Regions from separate parts of the Mus musculus genome. Here region 2 is linked to region 1. Evidence: chromatin contacts called from ENCODE Hi-C or POLR2A ChIA-PET data. All regions are on one chromosome and are shown on one strand. Each heading gives the region's core, a stretch centred on a gene start or an enhancer-like site at or near the end of the contact. The rest is flanking DNA. Distances are from core to core; before and after follow the strand shown. Region 1 holds the start of Ccdc65 (coiled-coil domain containing 65). Region 2 holds the start of Arf3 (ADP-ribosylation factor 3).

Region 1 (7,526 bases), core at 3,449-5,948:
TTCTCTACGGCCCAAGTGCACCATGTTCTAAAAACAAACAAAAAGATGGAAAAATATGTGGTAGCAATCCCTGGCCTACATAGACACATGTGTCCGTACAACGCACATGCACACACATCACACACACACACACACACACACACACACACACACACCAAGTCTAAAGCCTCCAGGGCTGAGTGTGTGACTTAGTGATAGAGGACTCATCTAGCTTGTCCAAGGCTCTGGGTTTGCTCCCCAGCACTGGAGGGTCGGGGAGGCTGGGGCTGGTGTACTGGCTAGTTTTGTGTCAACTTGACACAGCTGGAGTTATCACGGAGAAAGGAGCTTCAGTTGAGGAAATGCCTCCATGAGATCCAACTGTAAGGCATTTTTTCAATTAGTGATCAAGGGGGAAAGGCCCCTTGTGGGTGGGACCATCTCTGGGCTGGTAGTCTTGGGTTTTATAAGAGAGCAGGTTGAGCAAGCCAGGTGAGGCAAGCCAGTAAAGAACATCCCTCCATGGCCTCTGCATCAGCTCCTGCTTCCTGACCTGCTTGAGTTCCAGTCCTGACTTCCTTTGGTGATGAACAGCAGTGTGAAAGTGTAAGCCAAATAAATCCTTTCCTCCCCATCTTGCTTCTTGGTCATGCTTTTGTGCAGGAATAGAAACCCTGACTAAGACAGCTGGAAAGATGGCTCAGAGGTTGAGAACACTGACTGCTCTTCCAGAGGACCTGGGCTTGATTCCCAGTAACTGCATGGCAGCTCACAATTGTCTGTAACTCCAGTTCCAGGGAACCTGACACCCTCACACAGACACACATGCAGGCAAAACACCAATGCACATAAAATAAAAATAAATAACTTTTTAAAAAGAAAACACAAAAACCAGCAGTGTGAAGCAGCCCTGGGCCTACTGACTCCTCACCCCTGCAAGGCTTAGGCAGAAGGAAAGATGTACAGTGAATATCTGCTGTCACTGTGAAGTTTTGTTCGAGAAGAAAATATTAGGGGGCTAGAGAGATGGCTCAGTGGTTAAGAGCACTGACTGCTCTTCTGAAGGTCCTGAGTTTGAATCCCAGCAATCACATGGTGGCTCACAACCATCCATAATGAGATCTGATGCTCTTTTCTGGTATGTCTGAAGACAGTTACAGTGTACTTAGGTATAATAATAAATAAATCTTTAGGCCAGAGCGAACCAGAGTGAGCAACCTTCATTCCCAGCAAACACATGATGGCTCACATCCATCAGTAGAGCTGTAGTGTACTCATATACATAAAATAAGTAAAAGATATCTTTAGAAAAAGAAAGAGAGAAGAAAAGATTAAGAGGAGTCAGTGAACAGGTAGTCTGTAAAAGGTAGGGTTGAAACAGGGACAAACTGGGACTGATGATGGCGCATGTCTTTAATTCTGGCACTCAGGAGACAGTAGACCTCTCAAGTAGATCTCTCTAAGTTTGAGACTAGCCTGATCTACACAGCCAGTTCCAAGCCAGCAAGGGTCCTATCTCAAACAAAACAAAACACCAAAAAACAAACAAAACAAAACAAAACAAAACACCCAAAGAAAGAAAAAGAAAAACAAATAAAAGCAGCTGTAACCCCGCCTCCCCCCGCCCCCAAACTCCTTGGTGCCACCTTCAAGTTGGCCGCCTGCATGGATTGTGGCTCCACTCAGATCTTTAGTGAAGCCTGAGATAATGAAAAGGGGGGCCAAGAATTTCCTCCGGCATAAGTCCGGCCATATGTCAGGACTAAACAGAAATTCGGGGCCATCAGTAGGTTTCGGAGAAGATGCTGAGGCTCAGCACTGGTCATGAGACCGACAAGCAAAGCAAGCGTGTGCTGCCCAGGGACTCTGTAAACCTCTGGTCCCCAGCATCAAGGGGCTGGACGTGCCACCCTCACCTGACAAACCTCATCGATGTCCCCCCACAGCCCCCCAGATTCCCAAGGCTTCTCTGGGAAGGGCAGCAAGGTGGCCATCAAGGTCACCAATCCCAAAGCCAGGCTGTACAGGGAATACAGAGAATAGAAGGCCCATACACAGGCTTTATTTCTGCTTAAACCACAGGAACTTTAAAAGTGGGAGGTGGAGACACGCCGAGCCAAGGAAGCAGTTAAACCTAGGGAGGTAGAAGGAAAGAACTGATGCCACAAGGTTCTCTCTGACCTCCACGGGCATGTACCGCCCCCACACATACCATACACACAGGATTTTAAAGATTTATCATTTATACAGCATTCTGCCTGCATGTGTCTGCCGGCCAGAAGGGGGCGCCAGATCTCATTCTAGATGGTTGTGAGCCACCGTGTGGTTACCGGTAACCTCTGAGCCATCCCTCCAGCCCCCATACCCATAGGTTTTAAGAAATGGATGCATCAAAATCCCTTAAAAGATGAGAGTGATTCAGGAATTTCTTAAGAGCATATGCAGATCCGGGCTGATGGCACCTCCAATAATCCCAGTTTCTGGGAGGCAGAAATAGGAAGATTGCTAATTACAGCCATCTGGGCTACACAAGTCTGTTTCAGTCTCCTGTCTCTCTCCAAAAGAGCGTTAAGATGGCTGATTGAATGGTTTGGAAATCCAGAGTTGCTCTTACCTCTGTGAGGGAGGGCTTCCCGACCTTGTCCAGAGCCTCTGATGTTAAATCAAGGAGGCCAAACTGTTTGAATGAGGCAGTGGACTAGGCCAAAGCACCTACACAGGCAGGTGGATCTCTGTGAGTTTGAGGCCAGCCTTGGCTACATAGCAAGTTTCAGGACAGCCAGAGTTACAGAGTGAGACCCTTCAGAAAGAACAAAATATCCACACGAGAGTCCTCTCGGCTTCTGCCTGGAACTGGACAACCCTGGATAGGTCAGCTTCCTTCTCTGGAACTGAGCCTTCGGATACTGAAATAAAGGCGTGGGCCTGAGTTCAAGTTGCTGGTGATGCTGGCTGCCCCATAGGATTCAGAGCCTCTAAGGTAGGGGAGAAGAGTTACAGCTCAGAAATTCCTTTCTCATCTCAGTGACAGTGATTAGAACCAATAGGCCACGTTTGTCACAGCCTGTGCCTGGTGAAGGCTTGAAGGCTGATTAGGTAGATCCAGCTGTGTAGCTCACACCTGCCACTCCAGCAGTTGGGAAGTTGGGGTAGGAGGGTGGGGAGTTCACGGTTATCTATCCTGTTACGTGTGAGTCTGAGGCCATTATAGGAAAGCATGGCTTTGTCTCAAAAGTAATAATAATAGTAATAACAATAATAGGATACATGACTTTGTCTCAAAATAATAATTAATAATAATAGTAACAGCAGCAGCAATAACAACAATAAATAATAAATAATTCACTAGGCCCATTCTACCTAGGAAGGTCTGGAAGCCATCCCCGCCTGCTCTCTGGAGAGAGTGCATACTTTTTTTTTTTTCCCTTTTTCCTTTTCCTTTTCCTTCTTTTTTCCCTTTTCCCTTTCCCTTTTCTTTTTTCTTTCTTTCTTTCTTTCTTTCTTTCTTTCTTTCTTTCTTTTTTTTTTTGGGGGGGGGTCTTTTTGAGACAGGGTTTCTCTGTGTAGCCCTGGCTGTCCTGGAACTCACTCTGTAGACCAGGCTGGCCTTGAACTCAGAAATCCACCTGCCTCTGCCTCTCGAGTACTGGGATTAAAGGTGTGCGCCACCACGCCCGAGAGGGTGCATACCTTGATGACGCTGTCCTTACAGTCCACCACGCGTTCAAAGGTCTGGCTGAGGATCTCGATGTCTTGGTGAAGCTCTCTGGTCTTCACCTCCCTGAGGATGGTTCTCCACTGCGTGTTAATCTTATTAAGGTTTAGAGCGCTGTTGTGTTCTTCTTTGGCCAACTTGTCCTGAGGGAGGAGTAATCACATGCGTTTCAGCCAAGGCGAAAGGTCCACCTCGGTGCTATCGATACCACGCTGAAAAATACCAGTCCCCGTGTATTCTCACAAACAAAGCCCTTGGCAGCCAACACTCGGGGGCTCCTGTTTGTGGTTTCCAATGAATGGGTTCCCTTCAGGGTGAAGCATCAGAGAAGAGTTTCTAACGACCCCACTCCAGACCCAACCTCAGAATTCAAGACAGCTGAATTTGGACACCTGACAGCATCCACTGTCCTAATTCTGGGGGCTCGGTTGATACTGCCAAACTCAATTCTCCCCTCCCCCATGTTTCACAGAGAATGCCCTAGGCAAAAACCAATGTTGTCTGAAGCCCATGTATTTTGGGACCAAGGACTTCAGAGGGATAGGAAAGGATGAAAATGAGCCTGCCACAAGGACGCGACCCCAGGCAACGGTACCAGTGCATGGGCGGTGGGTTTGGGGGTTTGGGGGTTTGGGCAGGACACACTGCAGACGAGCATCACCTTCAAGAACTGGGTGAGGAGTCTCTCTTTCTTCTTGGCTGCCTCTTCGTCAGCCAGCATCTTTTGCTGAAATATAAGCAGCTGATCTTCCTCGGACAGGGGTGCCTTGGGCAACTTGGGCTTTTTTCCTTTTTTAGACATGGCTGGGCTGCGGACTGGGTCCGGGCAAGGAGCCTCTGCCTGCTGCTACGAGCCACTTGTGAGGAATTAGAAAGAAAAACTTCCCATAGACAGGGAGGGACCTTCTGGAGCTAAGGTAATGGGGCCTTAGACCTCTGTCCTCCACGCCAAGAGTGCTCAGGCGACACCCGACTCCCAGCTGGAGAACAGAAAGACGCATCTTGTCTCCTAGCAACAAGGACCTTCGCTAAGACCGCGGGGTGAGAAATAGGGAGGCAGCATTACTTCAGCGCCCCCTGCATGCCGGAGGACCGCAGTCAGTTCTTTTAAGTAGGCTTTTTTTTTTTTTTTTTTTTTTTTTAAATCAAGAACCCTAGTCTCTCTTAAAAAAATAATAAATGTCTTCAAATAGTTTTTCCATTTTACTTTTTAATTTGGTGTATGCCTGGTTTGTCCACGTGTGTGTCTGAGCACCGTGCGCATGCCTGGTGCCTGCAGAGGTCAGAAGACAGCATCGGATTTCGTAGAACAGGTCAAAACCACTTACACATACATACAAATAATGAGATGGTTCACTGGGTAAGGGAGGTACTGCCAAGCCCAATGGTCTGAGATCACAAGCACCTGGAACCCCAGTTTCAGGAGATCAAAACACGCCTTTCTGGCCTCGGTGGACGCTGCATTAACGTGCACAAACACACATACACATAAAATATTTAAAAATATTTTGTAAATTGTCTCCTTAGTGATAGAGAGATGGCTCAGAGGCAAAGAGCACTTGCCACTCTTGCAGAAGACCTGGGTTTGGTTCCTAGCACCCACATGGGCAGCTCATGACTGTTCATAACTCCAGTCCCAGGGGATCTGACTCCCTCATCTGACCTCTGTGGACATGGGGTAGACACATGGTCCACACATATACATGCAAGAGAAACGCAAATACACATAAATAAATCTTACTAAAAAATTAAGACAGTGTTTCAGTGTAGCCCTGGATGGCCAGAAACTCACTGTATAGATAGAAATCCATCTACTTCTGCCTCGCCCCACATCCCCCACCCCCAGTGCTTGGATCAAATGTAGGAGTCATCACTTCCAGCTTAAATTTGTTTCTCTCTCTCTCTCTCTCTCTCTCTCTCTCTCTCTCTCTCTAAATGTGTGAGTGCTTCATTTGCATGTATACCTGCTTGCCTGAAGAAGGCATCAGACCCCATGACAGATGGTTGTGAGTTGATGGGAATTGAACTCAAGATCTATGGAAGAGCAGCCAGTGTTCTTAACCGCTGAGCCATCTTTTCAGCTCCTTTTTTAAAAAAGATTTATTTATTTATATGTAAGTACACTGTAGCTGTCTTCAGACACTCCAGATGAGGGAGGTTGTGAGCCACCATGTGGTTGCTGGGATTTGAACTCCGGACCTTCGGAAGAGCAGTCAGGTGCTCTTACCCACTGAGCCATCTCACCAGCCCTCTTCAGCTCCTTAAAAAAAATTTTTTTTTAACCCTACTTTTCAAGGGCAAAATCTGTGGCTAACAAAAAGATGTACACCAGTGCACACTCCCTCCTAGGAATATCTGCACCTGAAGCAGCATCGAAGCCCCCAATCACACACTGTGACCTCCAGGCAGCCAGCTGTGCCCTTCTCATGCCTGCTCTTCAGTCTTCTGTCTCTCTCTTGTGTCTCTGTCTGTCTGTCTGTCTGTCTGTTTTTCTGTCTCATCAGTAAGCCAGCTTTTCCTCACTCTGACTCATCCTGGAATTCTTTTCTGTGGTAGACATAGCCAAGAGGACCTGAGTTAGAAGAAGTCCCCATAGCTTCCCCGGAGCCTCCTTAGGCTGCTCTGATCACATCACTGAGCTGTAGTCCCTGCTGGCGGTGACAGTATTATTGTGAATGTTATATGAGACATTTAGGAAAACAAAGCTACAAAGGCAAAAAAGTAGGGAACTGTTGCAACCCCAACGTCTACTAACAGGTACTTGGGTGTTTGTGACACATCCCTTTAATCCCAGCCCTCAAGAGACAGAGGCAGGTGGATTTCTGAGTTCGAGGACAGTCTGGTCTACAGAGTGAGTTTCAGGATAGCTAGAGATACACAGAGAGACCCTGTCTTGAAAAGAGTAGAGGTAGAACCCTTGGGAAGTGATGAAGTTTGGACTACCATGAAAGTGCACTCCCTGGATTGGATCAGTGTCCTTAGAAGAGAAAGAGGCTGGACTGGGAGATAGCTCAGTACTTATGAGCAAGCACTGGCTGGTCTTCTGGAGTACCCAGGATCAATTCTTGGCACCCACAGGACTGCTAACAATCATCTCACTTCTTCTTCAGGCCTCCTCAGGTCCCAGGCATGTTTGTGGTACACGGACATATATGTAGACAAAACAACAACAACTAAATTCAAGAAGAAGAAGAAGAAGACAGAGACAAGTGCTGTCTCTTGGGGTCTTTGAATATACCAGAAGACAGCCTTCCAGGGGTTTCCTTTACAGATTCCAGATCTCTCAGCTCTGTATTAGTAGACTTCTTGGTCTCTAGACTGTAAGCAGTAAGTGCTTGGGCTGGAGAGATGGCTCAGTGGTTAAGAGCACTGACTGCTCTTCCAGAGGTCCTGAGTTCAATTCCCAGCAACCACATGGTGGCTCACAACCAACCATCTGTAATGGGATCTGATGCCCTCTTCTGGTGTGTCTGAAGACAGCTACGGTGTACTTATATATAATAAATAAATCTTGAGAGAGAGACAGAGAGAGACAGAGACAGAGAGAGAGAGGGAGGGAGAGAGAGAGAGAGAGAGAGAGAGAGAGAGAGAGAGAGAGAGAGAGAGAGAGAGAGAGAGAGAAAGAGAGAGAGAGAGAGAGAGAGAGAGAGAGAGAAGTCATTGAAGATGTGTGTGGTGGTGACTACACCACTTTAGCCTCAGCACTCAAGAGGCAGAGGCAGGTGGATCTCTGTGAGTTCATGGCCAGGTTGGTCTATATTAGAAGTTCCAGGGCTACCTAGAGATACTCAGTCTCAGCAAACAAACAAAAGAACAAAAAATCACTGGGGCC
Region 2 (7,526 bases), core at 2,476-4,975, 55 kb before region 1:
CTCTTGTCAATATGACACACAAACACATCACTATTCAACTAGACCCTTTCCTTTCTCAGTTACCCTCAACATGGCATGTTATAATGATATAAAACATTCCAATGCTGATGTTTCCCATATTTGTTACAAATTCAAACGTATAAAGAAACCCGGTCCTTTTAGAAACATCTGAAGTCTCTCTTTTTTTTTTTTAAGATTTATTTATTGATTATATGTAAGTACACTGTAGCTGTCTTCAGATACTCCAGAAGAGGGAGTCAGATCTCATTACGGATGGTTGTGAGCCACCATGTGGTTGCTGGGATTTGAACTCTGGACCTTCGGAAGAGCAGTCCAGTGCTCTTACCCACTGAGCCATCTCACCAGCCCTGAAGTCTCTTTTAAAGTTCAATGTTTTTCTAAAACATTCAAAATCGCTGTAAAATTCTGAAGTTTCTTAAGCGTGGAGTCCTGTGAAATAAAAAAAAAAAAAAAAAAAAAGCTACATACGTTATTGCTTCAAAAAGGAGAAACCAGGACAATCACAAACAAAGCAAAGCAAAACCAGAGTCCAGCCCGGTAAAAAGGCCAGCGCTGGGGCCTCCTCATGGTTCTTTGGGCCTCAAAGTGCTCTGTGGCCTCAACTCTGCCAGCTTGTCTCCTGGGCCCAGGGCAGCGCTATTCCACAGTTTCTTCTGTCCTTGGCAGTTGTCCCACGGTGCTGGCATCTCCAAAAGGCTGGGTCTCTGCTGCAGCTGGATTGTGTTCTCCTCCTCTCCCCCCTCCTCCCCCCCCCCCTGACCTTGCCATGTGGTGACAGTAGACCAGACTGGCCTCAAAGTCAGAGGTCCACCTGGCTCTGCTTCCCAAGTGCTGGGATTAAAGGCCTGTGCCACCACCCTGGACTGCTCTTTCCTTAATCACAGCTGATTCTTCAGCCCCAGCTGTCCAGTATCAATTAAGTAAAGTAAAAGTTTCACTTTAGTTGTTCTTTTTTTGTTGTTGTTGTTGTTGTTTTGTTTTTTTATTATTATTGGCTGGGGTCCCTCTATATAGCCCTGGCTGGCCTGGAACTTACTATGTTGATCACTCTGGCTGTGAACTCACAGCAATCCATCTGCCTCTACCCCCCAGAGTCCTGGGATTAAAGGTGTGAGCCACCACATGTGCACTTTAGCGGCTCTTAATTCAAAATATGAGACTTAGACTCTTTAAGGGACTTTCCAATTTCTCCCTGTAACTTCCCAAGTCAGGCCTCTGTCGTCTGCACTGCTCTTGGCATTATCTTCTAAGTCCCCACAGCAACCCACGGAACTCTGAGCACACAACGGCTTTCCCAGCCCAGAGTTCAGATGCCACCACAATCCTCCCCAAAACACAAGGTCAGGTCTGTGACAGCAACATCTCACGCCTACTGTCCAAATGCAACCTGAGGAAGAAAGGGTTTATTATAGTTCATCACTGAGTTGGAACTCAGGGTAGGAACCTGGAGGCAGAAACAGAAGCAGAGGCCACGGAAGATTGCTGCTTATACATAGGCTTGCTCAGCCTGATTTCTTATACAACATACAACCCAGGGGTGACACCTCCTACAGTGAGCTTGGCTTTCTCAAACTATCACTCAAAGAAAATGTCCCCCAGGCCTGCTTCCAGCCCGAGCTGATAGAGCAAGACATTTTCTTAATTGAGGTTCTCTCTTCCTGCAGGACTCTGTAACCGGAGTCCAGCTGACATAAAACTACCTAGCACAGTAACTATATTTTGGGGAGTCTCTTGCCTTTAAGAACCCAGGATATGGGCTAGGGAGATAGTTCAGCCATTAAAAGTACTAGCAAGACAAGCTTGGCCCGAGCTTGTTCCCCAGAGCCTGTTGTAATAGGTGGAGGGCGATCAGGCTCTTACTGACCTCTCTTGCCTAGAGGACCTGGCTCCCAGCACCACGTGGAACAACTGCTTGTAACTTTGTCTCCAGAGAATGTTACATTTTTTTCTCCCTGTAGTAGATATCCACACTTACAGGCACCTACTCACACACAGAGACGTATGTGCGTAGGTACAGTTAAAAATAAATCCATTTGGCTGGATGTGTGACAAATACCTTTAATCTAAGCACTCAGGAGGCAGAGGCAGGCAGATCGTATTTGAGTTCAATGCCAACTTGGTCTATAAAGTGAATTCCAGGCCAGGTGGGGCTACATAGTGAGCCCCTGTCTCAAACACAACAATAACAAATATATATATTTTAAAGCTGAATGCCTGTGGTGTAATGAAAGCATTCCTAAAGTAAGATGGGGGATGATGCCAGGAGAATCACACAGAGCTAGCCTAGAGTGTGCACTGCAGCAGCAGAAACCAGAGATCCTGGCCCAACGAGGGAAAAAAGTCAAGAACAGCGACTCCCAAAAGGTGTCCTCTCTAACCTCCACATCTTGCTAGAGCACAAGTGCACCCGCAATCTCTCATACAAGCACACACACACAGAGTTAATAAATGGAGGGAAAAACGAGCAAAAACCAGAGCTTAACAAAGGCTCTCAACAGCATTGAGTCCTGAGTGGGGACAAATATAATTCTCTTCGTTATAAGCAAGTTCCTTGCTGTCCATCTCTTCGTTAACCATCTCTGGCTGTTCTGGAGCCTGCTCTGTAAATCAGACTGACCTTTAACTCACAGACATCCACCTGCCTCTGCACCCTAGTCTCCAGTGCTGGGATTAAAAGCTTGTGCCACCACCGCCCCCAGCCAGTCCTGTAATTTTTGAGGTAAACAAGAGAAGACAAACTGGTATAAAGGTATAAACCAGAGACAGATGTGACAAGAGATAGATTCTGTTCCCAGCCTATGTTTTGGAGGGAGAGAAGAGTTATAACGCTGCACCAAGCTCTTATACTTGATGCATTTAAAGAACGCAGTGGGGGCTGGTGAGATGGCTCAGTGGGTAAGAGCACCCGTTTCTGGCGAGGACCCTTCTAGCTCAGATTCTAACATAGCTTGTGGCTAGAGTCTCAGGCAGTGTCTCCATCATGTCAAAAGATGAGTGTCAGGGAAGGAAGGCGGGGTCCTGGGTGCGCTTTCCTGGGGATACTAAAATCCAGACTCATCTAGAGAGACTTCATGAGAGCCGCCTCTGAGTTTCTGCCCTCTGCCTTTCAGCCTCAACCTCCTAGACGACCCCATCCAGATGTTTCCTCTAGTATCTGGAATGCATCGTTCTTTCTCCTCTTCCTTTATGGGAAAGGATCTCAGAGAAAGCATCCTTAGGAACTAGGGAGCAGAGCGGATTAGCAGGTGGGGTGCGAGTGATGCGCTGTTTATTTGGAATAAGACTGGACTAGAGCAGGATACAGCAACCGTTTTCATCCTCCATGCTCCACATGGGCTCTGCTTAAGAAACCCCGGAGACTCCCTGGTCCGAGCCCTGTGGCCAGCGCAGCCAGGATGTGGCAAGGTCCCGGAGCTCGCTCTGCTCGGGAGCCTCACCTCAGTGCCCACAGCCCCCTCTACACGCCGTGCCTTCCGATCCTCCAGCCCCCACACAGGCCCCCGCCTAGGCTCAGCTTCAGCACCGGCTGCTTTTGCTGCAGCCGCTGCCATGGTGATGGGTCTCGCGAGAACTGCCGCTCGCTACCGCGCACTTCTCGCGCGATCGTGGAGGTGGGAAGTAGCCCGGGCTGGGGGTGGGTGTTCGCCGCACAGCTCCTGTCGCCGTCGCGGCTTCCGGTGCTAGGTGGAGGGCGGGCAGGAGGGAGCCGGGGAGCGGGCCAGCGGACCATCTTCACCGCGGTCGGGTCGGCTTGCGGAGCGGGAGGCAGCGGCCGGAGAGCCGGGCGGAACCTGCGGGGGCGGAGGCGGCGGTGGCAGCCGCGGCGCAGGGAGCAGGAACAGGTTCGGAGCTGGGGAGGGAAGGCGGGTCCGGGCAGGGAAGAGGCTGGGTCCGGGTGGGAGCCCGAGGCCCCCGGCCGCGGTCCGGCTCGCACCGTCTGGGCGAGGTGCTGGTGTGGGGGGTGATCCTCGCTGAGCTTGGGGACCCCAGCCCCACTCCTGTCCCCGCAGCCGAAGGACGCCGAGCTGGGGTGGGGGCGGGGGGCGCACACGGATTTGTCCTCCGCCTCCCCCGAGGGTGCGACCTGGGCTGCAGAGGTGAGCTTGGGAGGGTTGGGGACGAGGGGGAGGCAGGCTGACCTGTGGGAGGGGGACGCGGGGGCGGTGTGGCTGTTTGGCTCTCTTTTCCTTGGGTTTAAAGGGCTGCGAGGAACGCTGCCTTTTCTCTCTCCCTCCCCCGCCCGAGCTGTGGGGGAACCAAAGAAAAGCCGTGCCGTGCCGTGGTTATTCTCCTCCCTCACCCAGCGCGAGGCGTGGGGGGCCGGGGCTTAGTATCAGGGCCTACTGGTGGGGCTCGGCTGGCTGCGCACGGTCCTCACGGAGGTGGCGCTCTGCTCTGGGGTGTTGGGAAGAGGGCAGCAGGTGGGGAGAGGGTGGAGAGGAGGCTGGAGACGGGGGAGGGGGACCTGAGCTAGCTCGGAGGAGAGAGGTGGGGCCTTCCTCCCCCAGGCGGAGCGGGGGCGGTGTCACCGAAGGAGGGAGCAGCTTGTCACTGGCCCTGAGTTTGTGTCTTCCAATCCGCTTTCTTTCTCTAGGAAGTACCAGGATTCCCGGAACAGAAAATGAAGCCTTTGCTTAGCATGCCAGTCCTTTTTGAAGGAAGGAGGGGGAGGTGGGGAGGTGAAGTTCCCTGTTAAAACCTCAGGGTCCTTTAGTTAAGTCGTAACTCTTTGGAGAGACTTGTTTTTTTTTTTGGGGGGGGGGGAGAGGGTCTCTGGGCCAGGAAGAATGTAGTGGAGGGTTATGTATGTGGTCAGGACTAAGAAGAAAATAGTGAGGTCATTAGGGAGACGGGTAATGTAAAACCCGTCTCTGCCACTGTTGCATTGGGTCACCCTTGGGTCCATGGCATGAAAGTTTTATTGGGAGGAGATCTGCTGCAGGAGTCTGATTGCTTGAGTCATTGCAACAGGATAGAATCTAGTCTCTGCATACCTCCATCTGTGACCCCAGGCAGGGGGATAGGGAACTGTCTTTGCTGCCATTTTGTCTTAGACCTGTTTGGGGATAGTATCCCCACTGTGTGCTGCAGTGGCCATTGGGTTGGCCTTTGGCATGTTGGACCTGCGCTTGAGTACATTGTTAAAGGCCGTTTTAAGAAAGGCCCATCCACTTACATTCAGCTTTTCACACAAGGAGTCACTGACCTTGGAGGCAGCTGGAAAGGGCTCCCAGGTGTCACACAGTCACTCCTGCACAGTTTTCCTTCTTTCTCTCCTTCCTTTCCCCCTCCCTTACTCCTTTGTTTGTTTGAGATGCAGTGCCCTTGCTCGCCTCAACCTACCAGCTGCCTGCCGCTGTCTCTGGAGTGCTGAGGTTGACCTGGGAACCGAGGCAGACCCTTACTTCCTTTTTTGAGACAGGCTGGATTTGAATCTTGCTTTTGTAAGAACACGGGATAGCAATGCATAGAACTGCGCAAGGTTTCTAGCTACTGCTTAAGGAAGAGGTAGTGCAGCGAGGGGAAGGAGTTCTCTACTGATGAGAAGGAGAAACTTCTTTAAAGCCAGGGTTGTTAAAGTTGAGGCTGTGGCTGACAGAAACTGGGATCTGCTTCCTCACATAGCTTTGGAAGTAGATACCAAGAGGCCTGTGAGTCAGAGCACACCAGTGCTTTGGCTAACGGTGTGCTTAGAGGCGGGATGCCGCAGTGATTGAAGCTGGGTTGTAGAGACAGACAAGATGGGGCCAGGCTCACCTCCTGCCTGTGCTGTCCCGAGCTGTCCCATGCTGTCCTGTTGTATACATTTGATAACTTACTTGTTCGCACTTAGGTTTCATTTTTCCTTTTGCATAAGGAGAGTCATGGTAGCAGCTACCTAGTAGGCTGTCGTGAGAGTTAAATGAGATAAGTGAAAAGTCCTGAGAACTGCATAGGGCACACAGCACATGCTGACTGCCCACCGTCATGTAGTGTGGCACCAACACTCAGGCAGGGCTGCTGTAAAAGAGAGCTAGTTAGTAGAAGAGCAGGGTGGGCCTATGTGAAGGGACAGTTGTTACAGTGACTTTACTCAGTGCCTCGTGAGTGGTAACGTTTTATTCTTGTCTGTATCAGCTCATAGCCGTAGCACGTAATGCTTCAGGGAGAGGTGAAGCTGGAGCAGGGCAGGGGCCGAGAACATCTTGGATGCAAGGGCGTGTGGTGATCCAGAGTAGTGTTGGTTAGAAAGGCCACTGGAGGGCTGGCTGGCTGGTTCAGTGGAGGAAAGCTCCTGCCAGCAAGCTTGAAGACCTGAGTCTGATTCCGTACTCCTGCCCCAGGTCCACAAGGTAGAAGGAGAGGACAGATTCTTTCATCGTCAGTCTCTGGCTTCCAAACAAAAACGATGTGAAAAGAGAAGAAAAAGAGATTCTTTTAAGAAAAGTCATTCCATAACCGCGTGTGACAAGTAAGACAGCATGTGATCCTAGTACTTGAAAGGTGGAGGCCAGCAGATGCCAGGAGAGACCTTGTTTGAATAACGAACCGTCTCCCCTCCCAATTGGCACAGTGCTAGACTCGGTTGGCTCTTGTTCAGAGGACTGGAGTTGAGTTCCCAGCTCCTGCTTCCCGAGCCACAACACCTGCAGCTCAGCTCCAGGAGACCCAACCAAACCTGCATGCACACACGTATAGTTTAATTAAAAAAAAAAAAAGAAAAGAAAAAGGATGAAGCTGAAGAGATGGCTCATCAGTTAAGAGCATTTGTTCTTACAGAAGGCTCCAAGTTTGCTTTGTCAGCATCCACCTGTGGGCTCCAAACCATCTTTAGTTCCAGGGACCCGGTGTCTCCTGGCTTACTGGGCACCAGGCAGGTGCAGGGTACACTGACATGAAGACAAAGCATGGATGTGCTGAAATAAATAAATAAATCTTATAAGAAGATGGTGGGCTGGGGCTTAGTTGGCAGAGTGCTTCCTTGATAAGTACAACCCTGGTGTTCCATATCTAGTAGGTATGGTGCCGCTACTCATGGGAGATCAGAGGTGGGGGGATCAGAAGTTAAAGATTTGAGCCAGGCGTGGTGGCGCACACCTTTAATCCCAGCACTCGGGAGGCAGAGGCAGGTGGATTTCTGAGTTCGAGGCCAGCCTGGTCTACAGAGTGAGTTCCAGGACAGCCAGGGCTACACAGAGAAACCCTGTCTCAAAAAAACAAACAAACAAGCAAACAAAAAGTTAAAGATTGGGGCTGGAGAGATGGTTCAGTAGTTAACAGTATAGACTGTTCTTCTAGAGGACCTGGACTTGATGCCCAACATTCACATGGCCTCTGCACTCACCCGGCACAAAGCGGGAGCACGGGCATCTCTGTAAGCAAAGCACCAGAAGCCATAAATGCATAATTCTTAAAAAAAAAAAAGAAGTCATTTTCAGCTACACACTGAGTTTGAGGCCAGCCTGGGATAAATGAGACCCCATGTAACAAAACAGAAATCTCAAGAGTGAAGGTGACTTGGAGGT

What was found. A loop is a pair of places that touch in the nucleus more often than their neighbours do. ChIA-PET counts read pairs that join two places held with the same protein, here RNA polymerase II (POLR2A).
Region 2: POLR2A ChIA-PET joins it to region 1 with 19 read pairs in Patski. The contact joins the promoter of Arf3 here to the promoter of Ccdc65 in region 1. A Hi-C loop is called at or near these places in 1 of 37 maps with a recorded cell type or tissue (T-helper 17 cell). POLR2A ChIA-PET finds 5 or more read pairs at or near these places in 2 of 5 experiments (Patski and embryonic stem cell).

Annotation. Positions count from the first base shown.
Region 1 is chr15:98,705,366-98,712,891 of GRCm38, reverse strand. It overlaps Ccdc65 (coiled-coil domain containing 65), which reads right to left and starts at 4,698. Exons shown (of 8, transcript NM_153518.2): 1 at 4,356-4,698; 2 at 3,670-3,837. The coding sequence starts at 4,496.
Region 2 is chr15:98,759,317-98,766,842 of GRCm38, reverse strand. It overlaps Arf3 (ADP-ribosylation factor 3), which reads left to right and starts at 3,725. Exons shown (of 5, transcript NM_007478.3): 1 at 3,725-3,863. LOC115488470 reads left to right here and starts at 4,797. Exons shown (of 1, transcript XM_030248862.1): 1 at 4,797-7,526. The coding sequence starts at 4,931. The coding sequence ends at 5,395.